4 separate regions of the Homo sapiens genome follow, and regions 1, 2 and 3 are each linked to region 4. Evidence: chromatin contacts called from ENCODE Hi-C or POLR2A ChIA-PET data. All regions are on one chromosome and are shown on one strand. Each heading gives the region's core, a stretch centred on a gene start or an enhancer-like site at or near the end of the contact. The rest is flanking DNA. Distances are from core to core; before and after follow the strand shown. Region 1 holds the start of LINC01053 (long intergenic non-protein coding RNA 1053). Region 2 has its middle 18 kb from the start of ATP12A. Region 3 has its middle 62 kb from the start of ATP12A. Region 4 holds the start of CPAP (centrosome assembly and centriole elongation protein).

Region 1 (3,001 bases), core at 184-2,683, 260 kb before region 4:
CCATCTCTACTAAAAATTAAAAAATTAGCAAGGTGTGGTGACATGCATGTGTAATCCCAGCTACTCAGGAGGCTGAGGCATAAGAATCACTTGAACCTGGGAGGCAGAGGCTACAGTGAGCTGAGATCACACCACTGCACTCCAGCCGGGGCGACAGAGTGAGACACAATCTCAAAAAAAAAAAAAAAAAAGAAAAGAAAAGAAGAAGGTATACTAATGGAGACAGAGTGCTTTGCCACTCAGTAGTTACTGACCTTGAGCAAATCACTTAATTTCTTTGTGCCAGTTGCCTGATCTGTAAAATGGGAGACCCCACCTCATGTGATGACTGTGGGGTTAAATGACTGAATGCATGAAAATCACCTGAAACTGCATCTGGCCTATAAAAGCTGCTCAATACAGGAGTATAACTAGAACTAAGGGAAGAAGCTGTGAAGATTAAAAAGAAAATCAGCTCTAAAAAGAAAACTCTAGTGGGATTGTCAGGACATGGAGTAAACTGCCTCTGGATGCAATGAAGTGCTTTCCCTGGAAGCATTCCAATCGTGACTGGCTGGCTGCTTATACAATTTTGGGATTGAGGACCCTGCTGACCTTGAGATTCTATGTTTCCGTGGTGCTGGGGATGAGGTAGGCATTCTATGTGCTCAATAGGCTTTTCTCGAATTGACTTAAGTTAGATATATAAGAAAGAAGTACTCACCCAGCTAAATCATGACAATTTCAAGATTACCCAACATATTTTATTTGGCATAATGTTTTCTCATCAACCATTAATGTTCCTGAACACATCCTTTATCTGTAAGATAAAGGACTTGAAGCAGACCTAAGTGGCTTATTAATTATTGAATGGACTGCTTATACTACCTTCCTGCCTGCGAATTCAAAGCTGGAACATGAGGCAAAGCCACTCTGCCTCCCTGCCCAGAGAGGGACTGTCCCAACCTCCCCAGTGCAGGGGCGAAAAGGCACAAAGACACAGATCTCACTTCACTCCTCTGCAGCTTCTGAGAACACTTAAAACAAAACAGCCCCAATGTAGCCCCTGAAATGCAGAGGTTCAAGAAAGGAGAGGTACCGATTTCTTCAATAGTTCACAAAGGAATAGGGAGGTCTGAAATGGAAATCTTTCTGCCTGTGACAGTCTCATAAAGTGTCCCCAGACTGTTCCCAAGGGCCCTGGGCAATAACAACCCTAAAATCACTTGTAATTCAGCTGAATATTTCTTACCAGGTCAGTCTAGGGCAGGGCTCCAGATAGGGACAGAGACTCAGGAGAGCAGTGCTTCTGGGCCAGACAGGGGTGGGGCCCCAGGCTTGCTTCCTGTGCTATTCAGTTTCTCCACACTCGGACATCAAAGACAGTGATCTTCTGACTCTAAATGAGGGCAGACTGACCCAAGAAACAGGGACAGGTGGTTACTTTGCTACTCACTCCGAAACCCCACATGGGGTATTTTAATAGTGTTCTCCATCTGTCCAACCTCAGGGGTTAATCCCTTCCTAATCTGAGCTGTAATAATTGGGTAATCAGACAAGACACTCCAAAAAGCCCAGGCCATAGTTTTGCTGTTCTTTTTGGCTAGACTTTTCTTTTATTAGAGTGAAGTATAGCTGACCTAGAAATTTCCTGTTTCAGCTTCAGTCTTCCACTAAACAAAAGCAGACACTGCTAAGAAGGATGCATGTTTAGAAAGCACAGCCCTCCTTCTTGGGGGGAATTTCAGTCACTGCTCACTGAACACACAGGAAGGAGAGCTGCTATGCGCAAATCACATGATCCTGCTTTTTGCTACAAACTGAAAAAAAAAAAAAAAAGGAAAGAACAGAAAAAGCCCCCAAAGGCCCATAGTTAGCCTGGGCTAATGAGCTCACTGGTGTGAGTCCAGGAAACATCCCAGAATGAATACATCTGCTGAGATTTCTGTCTTTTGAAAAAAGTAACCTTGCTGTGGTGGATAGCAAATGAAACATCAATGAAAGCTGCATGAAACCGGATCAGGGACTTAACCTAAAACCCACGAAGAAAACCTGGTAGGTGGTTAGGATCCGGGACAGAAGTAAGCCTGACTATTTGAGGATTAACCATCATGGAGGAAAACATAGATTTTTTTTTTTTCAAAGAAGAAGAAGAAAAAACTAACACCCAAGCTGCTGAGGCCTGATCACACTGACCTACAATCCGGGATGGAACAATGGTACTGTCGGCCTGATGAGCTGGAGAGTTCACACCAAACCAAGTCTCACACTGACGAGCCTCCTGGTCACCGTGCAGGGCAGGCATTATGATTTATTCATGGTAGCACCCAGCACACGGGAGAGACTCTATAAATGCTCACGGAATGGAATGGACACCATGGGGGTCCTTTCTAAGCTACTCTGGAGGTGGGAATAACCACAATCAGGTTTTTAATCTAGTGTATTTCAAACATTTTCTAGACGTGTTTGCTTTAACCAAAAAATACATTCCCCTAAGGGAAGGCTGAAGGGTAGGGAGAGAGCTGGGAGCAGGCGATAGAGATTGGTACAGGGAGGTCTTGAGAGGAAATGCACTGTCTTGCGGGAGGGGGAAGCGTGGAGGAAAGTGAACCCACTAGGGAGACGGAATGCTTCCTTTCCCCACCACAGCTACTGAGTAGGTTGATTTGTAGCACATTCTGCCAGCTGCCTGCTCTAATCTGTTCTCTCCTTCTGTAGTAATAGGAATGTGGCCAGGCACGTGGTTAGACCATATTTCCCACTCTCTAGTAGCCAGATGTGGCCATGTGACTAGATGTCACCCACAGAAGTGAGAGGAAGTGATTTGTTCCATGTCGGAGTCAAGCTTCTTAGAAATGGACGTGCTTCTTCCGGGATCTCTTTCTCCTTCCACCAGCTAAATGCAGATAGCAACAACCACACAGTGGGGACACAGAGAAGTGAAGCCTGGGGCCCTGAATGATCACATGGAAGAGACTCACCCTTCTGGTTTCAATATTTGACTTATAGGTGAGTGCTATGA
Region 2 (3,034 bases), core at 339-2,838, 260 kb after region 4:
CTAGATGATAGGAATTTTTCAGCTCCATTAAAATCTCATGGGACCACCGTCATTGACTGAAACATTATGTGGCACATGACTGTATTTGGGAAAAGATGCTTTCTGATGGTTAAGGGGCTGCATCTTTTAAGATCAACATGTGCTTTTTGAAATTAAATAAATTTTAGGAAAAGAACCATTGAAATGATAGCAGAGCTTTAGGATAACAAATGTTCTTATACATTTTTAGATGCGTTATGAATCAGTCCTGTCCTTCTGTAAAGCAATCCAGCTGTACATAATGGTGGCTACAAGCTTCTTTACATCTTTTGGCCCAGTAATTCTACATTTGGAACCAATTATACTTTAGTGAAATGACTCAAAAGTTAAACACTGATTTGTGTAAATATGTTCACAATAGTGCTTTTTAAATTGCAGACATTTAGAACTGTTCAAATGGCCAAAAAAGGGGCTAGTGCTTAAAACTATAGTACATTAACATGAATAAATGCTATAAAATAATTGGGAAAAGTGACCTCAATATGTAGAAAATATCAATGCCAGGACATGCTTACACCAAATAAAGTTAAAGGAAAAGAGCAGAAAGTTATGTTGCTGTGTACACTGATTACAACTATGTGGAATTATATGTATGTATGCTAACTAATATGGGAGCATTGAATGTTCACAGTTTAGAAATTAATATTCTTAGGTTCTTTTCATCAATTTCTGAAGCTTCTAAAAGAGCACGTTTAAAACCTCCGAAGTATTACTTCCCATTATTCGGGGTTGGCAGGAACAAACATTGCTGTGAGGGTCACCTTGATGCATCCACCTGGTGAGGCTACAGTCCCAGGTTATTCAACCAAACAGTCATAGAGGTTGCTGTGAGGTATTTTGAAAATGTGACTAATGTCCATAATCAGTTGACCTTAGGCAAAGGAGATTGTCCTGGCTGACGTGGGTGGGCCTGATCCAAACAGGTGAAAACCTGTAAGAGCAGAGCTGAGGCTTCCTGAAGAAGATGGCACAACTGCCACTGTTATGGCAGCCTGGGCTCACGCCCTGAGCTCCAGCCTGCCCCTGGTAGCCCCCATAACTGTATCAGCCAGTTCCTTGCAGTCAGTCCCTAACTGTATACCTCCCTTGGTTCTGTTTCCCTGGTTGCACTCTGAGAGATACAATTGGCTCTAAGTGCTCTACAGATGGGAAAATGGAAATTCAGTGGGGTGGAGTGGCTTTCACAATATCTCAGAGCAAGTGAGTGGCAACACAAGGACCAATTCCAGGCCTGCAACCTGGAGTTCAGTCTGCTCCATAGCCTGACTCTGGGCAAAAGGGAAGGGAGGATTTGTTCAATATTCTTTATAAAGTTCCATGAAAAATTTTATGAGAACTAATAGAAGCAAGAAGCCTTTGTTTGAGATCCTAAAGAACTATTTGCCCAGCCTCTCCCTTCTCCACACTCCAAGAATAGCACAGGCCCTTTAAAATCATTATAGGAGATGAATTCATTTTATTGCTGCTCACAGATAAAGTGCTGGTGTTGGTGACCTGGAGCTGAAGATAGATGGCAAGTAGCCCCACTGAGGGCTCAGGGATGGGAAACTTGGCTGGCAGTGCCCCAAGAACAGGAGAGAGAAAGGGTTTCCCAGGAAGTGGCAATTATAGCTGAGTGAACGTAATTCCCATCTCCTAGTTAGGGGGAAATTTCAGTCCCACAGTCCAAGTGTATGACTGGGCTGGAGATAACAAAGCAGACAAAGTGAAGGTAGATGGTAGAACACTTTCAGACAGGTGTTATGCAACATGCTTTTCTTGGAAGCCTGGAAAACTCAGTTAATCAACTCTGGAGATAGGGAGATGAATTAGAAGGTCTTGGAAAGCTCCTTCCAGGAAAAATGAGTTAGTAAGTAATGAAGTACAAAATTCATCATTCTAAAAAGTAGACAAATGGGATCACATCAAGCTAAAAAGTTTCTGCACAGCAGAGGAAACAGTCGGCAGAGTGAGAGACAACCTACAGAACAGAAGAAATCATTCACGAACGATTCATCCAACAAGCAGTTAATAACCAGAACTCAAACAACTCAACAGCAAATGAACCTAAATAATCTGAGTTAAAAATGGCAAATGATCTGAATAGATATTTCTCAAGAGAAGACATACAAATGGCCAACAGGTGTATGAAAAAATGCTCAACATCAATCATCATCGGGGAAATGCAAATCAAAACCACAATGAGATATCTCACCCCAGGCTGCTTTCAAAAAGACAAAAAGTAACATATGCTGGCAAGATTGCAGAGAAAAAGGAACTCTCATACACTGTTGGTGGGAATACAAAGTAGTACAGCCATTATGGAAAACACTAGGAATGTTTCTCAAAAAACGAAAAATAGAACTACCATATGACCCAGCAATCCCGTGACTGAGTATGTATCCAAAAGAAAGGAAGCTAGTATATTGAGGAAGTCTCTGCACTTCCATGTTTATCCCAGCACTATTCACAATAGCCAAGGTATGGAATCAACCTAAGTGCCCATCAAGGGATGAATGGATAAAGAAAATGTGATATATGGCCGGGCGCGGTGGCTCACGCCTGTAATCCCAGCACTTTGGGAGGCCAAGGTGGGCGGATCACGAGGTCAGGAGATCGAGACCATCCTGGCTAACACGGTGAAACCCCGTCTCTACTAAAAAAATTCAAAAAATTAGCCGGGTGTGGTGGCGGGCGCCTGTAGTCCCAGCTACTCCGGAGGCTGAGGCAGGAGAATGGCGTGAACTCGGGAGGCGGAGCTTGCAGTGAGCCGAGATCGGGCCACCGCACTCCAGCCTGGGCGACAGAGCGAGACTCCGTCTCAAAAAAAAAAAAAAGAAAATATGATATATATATATATATGTATATATATGTGTGTGTGTGTGTATATATGTGTGTTATATATATATGTGTGTGTGTATACGTGTGTTTTATATATATATATAATATATATACACAAAGGAATATTATTCAGCCATAAAAAAGAATGAAATCCTGTCATTTGTGGCAATGTGGA
Region 3 (2,845 bases), core at 129-2,628, 300 kb after region 4:
TGGCTAACACGGTGAAACCCCATCTCTACTAAAAAATATAAAAAATTAACCAGGCATGGTGGTGGGTGCCTGTAGTCCCAGCTACTTGGGAGGCTGAGGCCCTCTCAGCTGTGTGTGGCCTTGGGGTGGGGAACCCAATCTAGGCTCCAGGGTTAGACACATCTGGCATGATAATTTTGGAAAGCAACCTGAAAATATAACCAAAACCCACAATTCACTCAAACCCTATAACATAATAACACCGCCTATAAAAAAATATTACAATGAAATAACTGACAAGAAAAAAACATTTCCCTGTAATCCAATAATATATAGTTAAAAAGTCCAAGTAAAAACTAATATTCTCCTGTTTAGATATGGGGAAAGTTATTATAAGGAAAAAATGTAAAAACAAAACAAAACAGAACAGGCCGGGTATGGTGGTTCACGCCTGTAATCCCAGAACTTAGGGAGACCAAGGCAGGGGGATTGCTGGAGGCCAGGAGCTCGAGAACTAGGCAACATTGCGAGAACTCGTTTCTCAAAAAAAAAAAAAAAAAAAAAAGGAAGAAAAAGAAAACAGTTAGCTAGGTGTGGTGGCACCTGCCTGTAGTCTCAGTTACTCCTGAAGCTGAGGCAGAAGGATTGCTTGAGTGCAGGGGATAGAGGCTGTAGTAAGCTATGATTGTGCAACTTCACTTCAGCCTGAGCAACGGAGTGAGACTTTGTCTCAAAAAGTAAAGAAAAAAAAAAAAAAAGAAGAACAGAACATCAGAACACAAGATATGCTCATGCTGACCACGGGATTTAGTATTTACCTTTGGTCGCTAAAGAGAAACGAAAGAACATACTAAGATATGAATGGTGGGCATTTTGAAGTTATGAAACTTTAATGCTGTGTAAAGAAGTTTAGGTAGAGAATACTATACAGTAAAATTTGAACATAATTTTAAAGTTAAAAACACATGCTACTTAACAAAATAGGCAATCCACACATAGATAATGAAGGGTTGATGCATTCCGGCATGTTTTTGGCTGTGAACATGTTTGTTATTGATTCAAAATTGTGCACAAGTGTTGCTATCGACAAAAACAAGTGCTTTTGCCCAGTGCCTCTTTTCATTTTTAGCTCCCAGGAGAACGGAGGTGGCCTTGTTCTAGTCCTCCTGCTCTCTGGCGGAACAGCTCACATGTGTGGAGCTGGGGTGTGGGGCCAGGCCTGTGTCTGGATGAGGCTTCCTCAGGCCCCAGATAAACTACAGACACCCCCAGGCCTCTGCGCACGCCTGGCGAGAAAAGGGGACTTCACAGAGGACTCAGGTGTCACCTCAGCGGCGTTCTGCAGCTGCTGCTGCTGGCTGTATTGTCCACACCTTTCATATTAAGGGTGGGATCCCTCACTGTCTGTGACCTCAGAACTACCTCAAAATGCAAATAATCAACTAACAAGCCTGTTACTTCCGGGATCCCAGCCACACAGCAGAGCTTCCTGTGTGGGATTTCTTATTCTAACTGCAGCCCTCCAAGCACGTGCATGAATCACGCTTGTTGTACTAACACGGAAACTGAGGTGCAGAGACTTCAAAGACTTGGTCAGGGCCCCTCAGCCAGGAAGTGGCAGAGCCAGTGGTGAGCCCTCTGTGCTTCTCAGGCTGTCTTTGTCATGAAAGAGGCAGCCGGGACCCCACAGAGCTTCTCCTTGGCGGGGAGTTTTCATTAGGCCCTGGCCTTCCCTGTGTGTGTAATGGAAACACCTCGTGTATTTCACCACTGTCCGGGTTGGGGCATAAGTGTCCTTCAAAGCACAGTCCCATTACGTCCCTTTCTATGGCAGGTTGAAGCCCTCTGCAGGAGTGATATGAGTGTATGACTCTTTCCTAGGTGAGAAGGCCCAGCAATCATCAAAACCATGGTGGAGACATCTTTGCATCTATTGTCTCATCTTCCTCCTGCATCATATGTGCTTGGGAAGTTCTAGAGGCTTGGGTGGTGGGTGTGTGGTGGTGAAGGGTGTCCTGTGGGGGCTGGGCCATCCTTGGTGTTGGGTGTGTGGTGGTGGAGGGTTTCCTTATGGAGCCTGGGCCGTCCTTGGTTGTCAGTGTGTGATAGGGGAGGGTGTTCACAGAGGTTGCACTGTTCTTGGCAAGTGGGTGCTGCTGTCCTGGTTGACTGTCAGGGAACTAAAATGCGGTGTGTGTCAAGAGACTGGAAGGAAGGAATGTCGGTGGGGCAATGGCCCGAGGCTCTACTGAATTCCGCTGTCTGTCCTATTCTTCCATGCTGGGGAAGAATAGGAAGGATCAGGGTAGGGAGGGCCCCAAACACGGAAATGCTGAGGCATTTGTCCCAGAGCCGCTGCCCACACAAGGTGGGTCATAGGCCCACAGATATGTGGAGGCCAGGGCTTCCCTGTGAGGAGCAGGCAGGGCCCTGCCCCCTACTCTTCAGGCACAGAGGCTCCCAGAGGTTCTTGTCAGTAGGGAAATATTAGTGCCAGCATGATCCTTTTAGAAGTGTGTGAAACAGGCAATAAGCCACCTTTTAACCTATAATGTAGGAGTCAGTGGGAGCAGCAGGCTCCTCTGGGAAATACTAACATGTGAAATGGAAGCCAGGCAGCCTCCCAGACGCAGGTGCATCTGCATCCCGAGGCGCTTTGTTACTTGGCAGTACGTGATTGACAGAAATCCAGATTCCTATAGATCAACTGCCAGAAATTTAAAAATGCCAGAAATTTAAAAATGTCTTGATTTCCTGCCTCGGGATATTTTAAACTTAACGAGGACAGATTTATTTTTAAGTCTAAGTAAGAACACATTAACTTAACAACCAAAGTTAAATTTTCAGTTATCTCCAGTGTATTTAT
Region 4 (2,967 bases), core at 170-2,669:
TTTGGGCATGCTTTCAAGCCAAAGGGCTATCATAAATGAAAAGGAAGATTGTTTGGGTCCTTGTCTGGCATCTTAAGTAGCTGTGTGATCTCGGAAGTCTCGGGCTTTAGCTTCCTCACCCACAGTGAAAATTAAAAAGAAAAATTGGGCCGGGCGCGGTGGCTCACGCCTGTAATTCCAGCACTTTGGGAGGCCGAGGCGGGCGGATCACGAGGTCAGAAGATCAAGACCATCCTGGCTAACACGGTGAAACCCCTTCTCTACTAAAAATAAAAATAAAAAAATTAGCCAGGCGTGGTGGCGGGCGCCTGTAATCCCAGCTACTCGGGAGGCTGAGGCAGGAGAATGGCGTGAACCCGGCAGGCAGAGCTTGCAGTGAGCGGAGATCGCGCCATTGTACTCCAGCCTGGGCAACAGAGCGAGACTCCATCTCAAAAAATAAAAATTAAAAAAAGAAAAGAAAAATTGAAAAAAGAAGCAAAACCGAAATCTTGATTTAGAGAAGTAGACTCTTTTTGAAGTAGAAAGCAAAACAAATTTTGGAGGACCAAATTTCTGTGAAATAGTTTTGTCTTTAGCAGTCGTTTGTTTCAGTTATAACGGTTATAAATGGCACTTCATTTGATTTCTTTAAACATTTTACTTGGCCTGCTGTTTAATCAGACATGGAAGCCAGGTATGTAGTACTGTGGTAACTCACGGTGCTGTAACTTCCTAGATTAAAGGGCCGTGGCAGTTAAAACGAAACAAAACAAAAAAATTTCTTGAATTCTGCACTGTCAGTATTCAAACTAGTTTCAGAATCTAATGGACACACTCTGCCAAACCACCGATTAGCCATTTGAGGAGAGATGAAAGATGCCTATTTTTGGAGTGAATTCTCATAGGGTTATTTTCGTCTTACGAAATGGTGTAGCGGACTGCCCTTTTTCTCCTTTACTAAGTCACCTCAGCCAAAGCGGAAAACAAAGAAAAAAACCAAACCAAACCAAAAAAACGACAAAATAGACCGTACGCAAATAGAAAAAAAAAAAACAAAACCCAAAACACCTCCTTTAAGCGTCGGTTGGGCTCTATGTTAGCTTTGACTCTCCGTGCTCCCTGCTTTGCTGGGAACACGGAGATCCATCGCTCCGTTAGGCGTTCCCTTTAGTTTTCTAAGTGTGGGAGCCTGGGGCGACGTCCACCACGGAAGGTCTCTCCCGGAAACGGTTTTCCGCCCCGCCACGCCGCCCGCCTACGTCGACCACTGGCCCGCTGCTGGTCGGAAGGCGGCGCGCAGTCCATCCCCCGCCGGGCAACGCCCGTCGCTGTGGCGTCACTGGGAGTTGTAGTTTCACTGGGCTCAGCGGTGCCTGCGCTTTAGCGCAGACGCGCGGGTGAGATCCTCACTTCCCACAGGACCTCGGGACGGGGGCGGGGCTCCGACAGAGGCGGCGATTGTGGCGGCCCATTTGTAAATGCTGCGGAGATTGAGGTGTCGGTTCGTGCTGCTGAGCTGCCCAGGCTTCACGGAGCGGTAATTTGTGGGCGAAAAGAGCGGAGGAGCTCTTTGTCCGCCGCCCTGCGCCGGAGATGGACGGCGGTGGGCGGGCAGGACTCTGCTCGGACCTCGGGGTTGGCTCGGCGGGGCGAGGAGGGAGCGGGGCGCCGGGACGCGCTCAGGCCCACGGGCGCGCTGAGGCCCACGGCAGTTCAGTGGCTTCGTTCATTCGCGCTGCTTTGTTCTTCGCAGAGCTGGGGAAGCCGGCCTCTCTGGGGTGTCTGTCTCTCTGACCTGGCTGTGGCGGAACTTGAGTTCCTGTGGGCAGCGCGGCAGCCGCAGTCCGCTGGAGCAGGGTGGTGAAGTAGCGTTGCTGGCTGTCCTAAGGGCCGGTCTTGCCCCAGCTTTGTCAAGGGCTTCTCTCTTGAAGCTTCGTGTGGATTCATGGCTTTCAAGAACGTGTTGTATTTTAGGGGACTGCTAAATCACTTCCCAGACCAACTAGTTACTTCTCACGGTCTAAGAGTGGCTTTGAATTTGCTGTTTGTATCCACTCTCCTCCCTCACCGTGCAGAGAATTTATCTTTTTTTCAATACTGCTTTAAAGAATGTTTACATAGCACTTTCTGGAGATTTCAAGGCTGTCAGTTTGTTACATTTTTTAAAAGTTTTATTGAGGTATAATTGCTATACAATAAAAATGGCACATGTTTAAATGCATTCCATTTGATGAGTTTGACATACACGTGCACCCGTGTCCTTCAGATTTTGATATCTGTAAAGTCTGAGTCCACATACTAATCCTATCTCGGCATATATATTATCAATGCTCCCTTTACCAAGACCTCAGTATCAATAATAAGTAGCAGGTTCTGGTGACGCTTTTTTTATACTTCATGCTGACATTAAATATATTTTTAGAATCGCGGTCATGAAATTGAAGGTATAGAAGGTGTGTTTGGTGGGGAGTTGGAGGAGGAGATGCAAAAGTCTGGCTGCTGCATCCCAAGACTGCTTGCACTTGTCAGTCTAGTAGGGAATTTTTCTAGTTTTCCATATTATGAAATGACCTTGTAGTTTGTCTCCCTTCTGAATTTGGATTTCGAAAGATTTTCTGCTAAGGTCATTGAAATTAAGCAAAGTTACGTGGTTGATTTTGAAAAAAAAAAAGTCATTACTTTTTTAGATTGGTTTCCTACTGAAAAACAATTTGCTTAGAAAAAGTTTTTACAAATTATTCAGGAATAACAGATATCCAGTAAAGTGCGCTAATCTTAAGTGTACAGCCTAAGTGTATCCACCCCCTGTATTAACCTTCCCAGTTGTTGAAGTCAAAAATTTGGAGATGAATCTCTTAAGTTTAACGTTTTATTTGGGAAGAAAGAATGGCGGTTCCAGGCGTACAGACCAGGTGGTCTTCAGTATGTCCAAAGAACAAAGAGAAAGCTGGAGGTTTTATAAAAAAGAGAATTGTTATATCTGTC

What was found. A loop is a pair of places that touch in the nucleus more often than their neighbours do. ChIA-PET counts read pairs that join two places held with the same protein, here RNA polymerase II (POLR2A). Pooled maps may share reads with other maps.
Region 1: a loop to region 4 is called in a map with no recorded cell type, with 15 times the contacts of the local background. The contact joins the promoter of LINC01053 here to the promoter of CPAP in region 4. A Hi-C loop is called at or near these places in 4 of 37 single-sample maps with no recorded cell type and 2 of 50 pooled maps. POLR2A ChIA-PET finds 5 or more read pairs at or near these places in 1 of 52 experiments (AG04450).
Region 2: a loop to region 4 is called in a map with no recorded cell type, with 6 times the contacts of the local background. The contact joins the enhancer-like site here to the promoter of CPAP in region 4. A Hi-C loop is called at or near these places in 1 of 168 maps with a recorded cell type or tissue (mammary epithelial cell), 1 of 37 single-sample maps with no recorded cell type and 2 of 50 pooled maps. POLR2A ChIA-PET finds 5 or more read pairs at or near these places in 1 of 52 experiments (WTC11).
Region 3: a loop to region 4 is called in a map with no recorded cell type, with 12 times the contacts of the local background. The contact joins the enhancer-like site here to the promoter of CPAP in region 4. A Hi-C loop is called at or near these places in 5 of 37 single-sample maps with no recorded cell type and 10 of 50 pooled maps.

Annotation. Positions count from the first base shown.
Region 1 is chr13:25,179,764-25,182,764 of GRCh38, reverse strand. LINC01053 (long intergenic non-protein coding RNA 1053) reads right to left here and starts at 1,433. Exons shown (of 3, transcript NR_120427.1): 1 at 1,232-1,433. LINC00463 (long intergenic non-protein coding RNA 463) reads left to right here and starts at 2,764. Exons shown (of 4, transcript NR_120428.1): 1 at 2,764-2,988. RefSeq lists enhancers at 1,700-1,749, 1,760-1,849 and a silencer at 2,708-2,757.
Region 2 is chr13:24,661,085-24,664,118 of GRCh38, reverse strand. No RefSeq gene overlaps it. Among named protein-coding and RNA genes, the nearest start is that of ATP12A, 18 kb to the left of the region's middle. Within about 2 kb of position 1,588, at least 3 of the 41 ENCODE cell types and tissues checked have a DNase peak (open chromatin) inside an H3K27ac peak, as active enhancers do.
Region 3 is chr13:24,617,309-24,620,153 of GRCh38, reverse strand. No RefSeq gene overlaps it. Among named protein-coding and RNA genes, the nearest start is that of ATP12A, 62 kb to the left of the region's middle. Within about 2 kb of position 1,378, at least 7 of the 41 ENCODE cell types and tissues checked have a DNase peak (open chromatin) inside an H3K27ac peak, as active enhancers do.
Region 4 is chr13:24,921,313-24,924,279 of GRCh38, reverse strand. CPAP (centrosome assembly and centriole elongation protein) reads left to right here and starts at 1,419. Exons shown (of 17, transcript NM_018451.5): 1 at 1,419-1,519. RefSeq lists enhancers at 472-1,373, 1,374-2,275.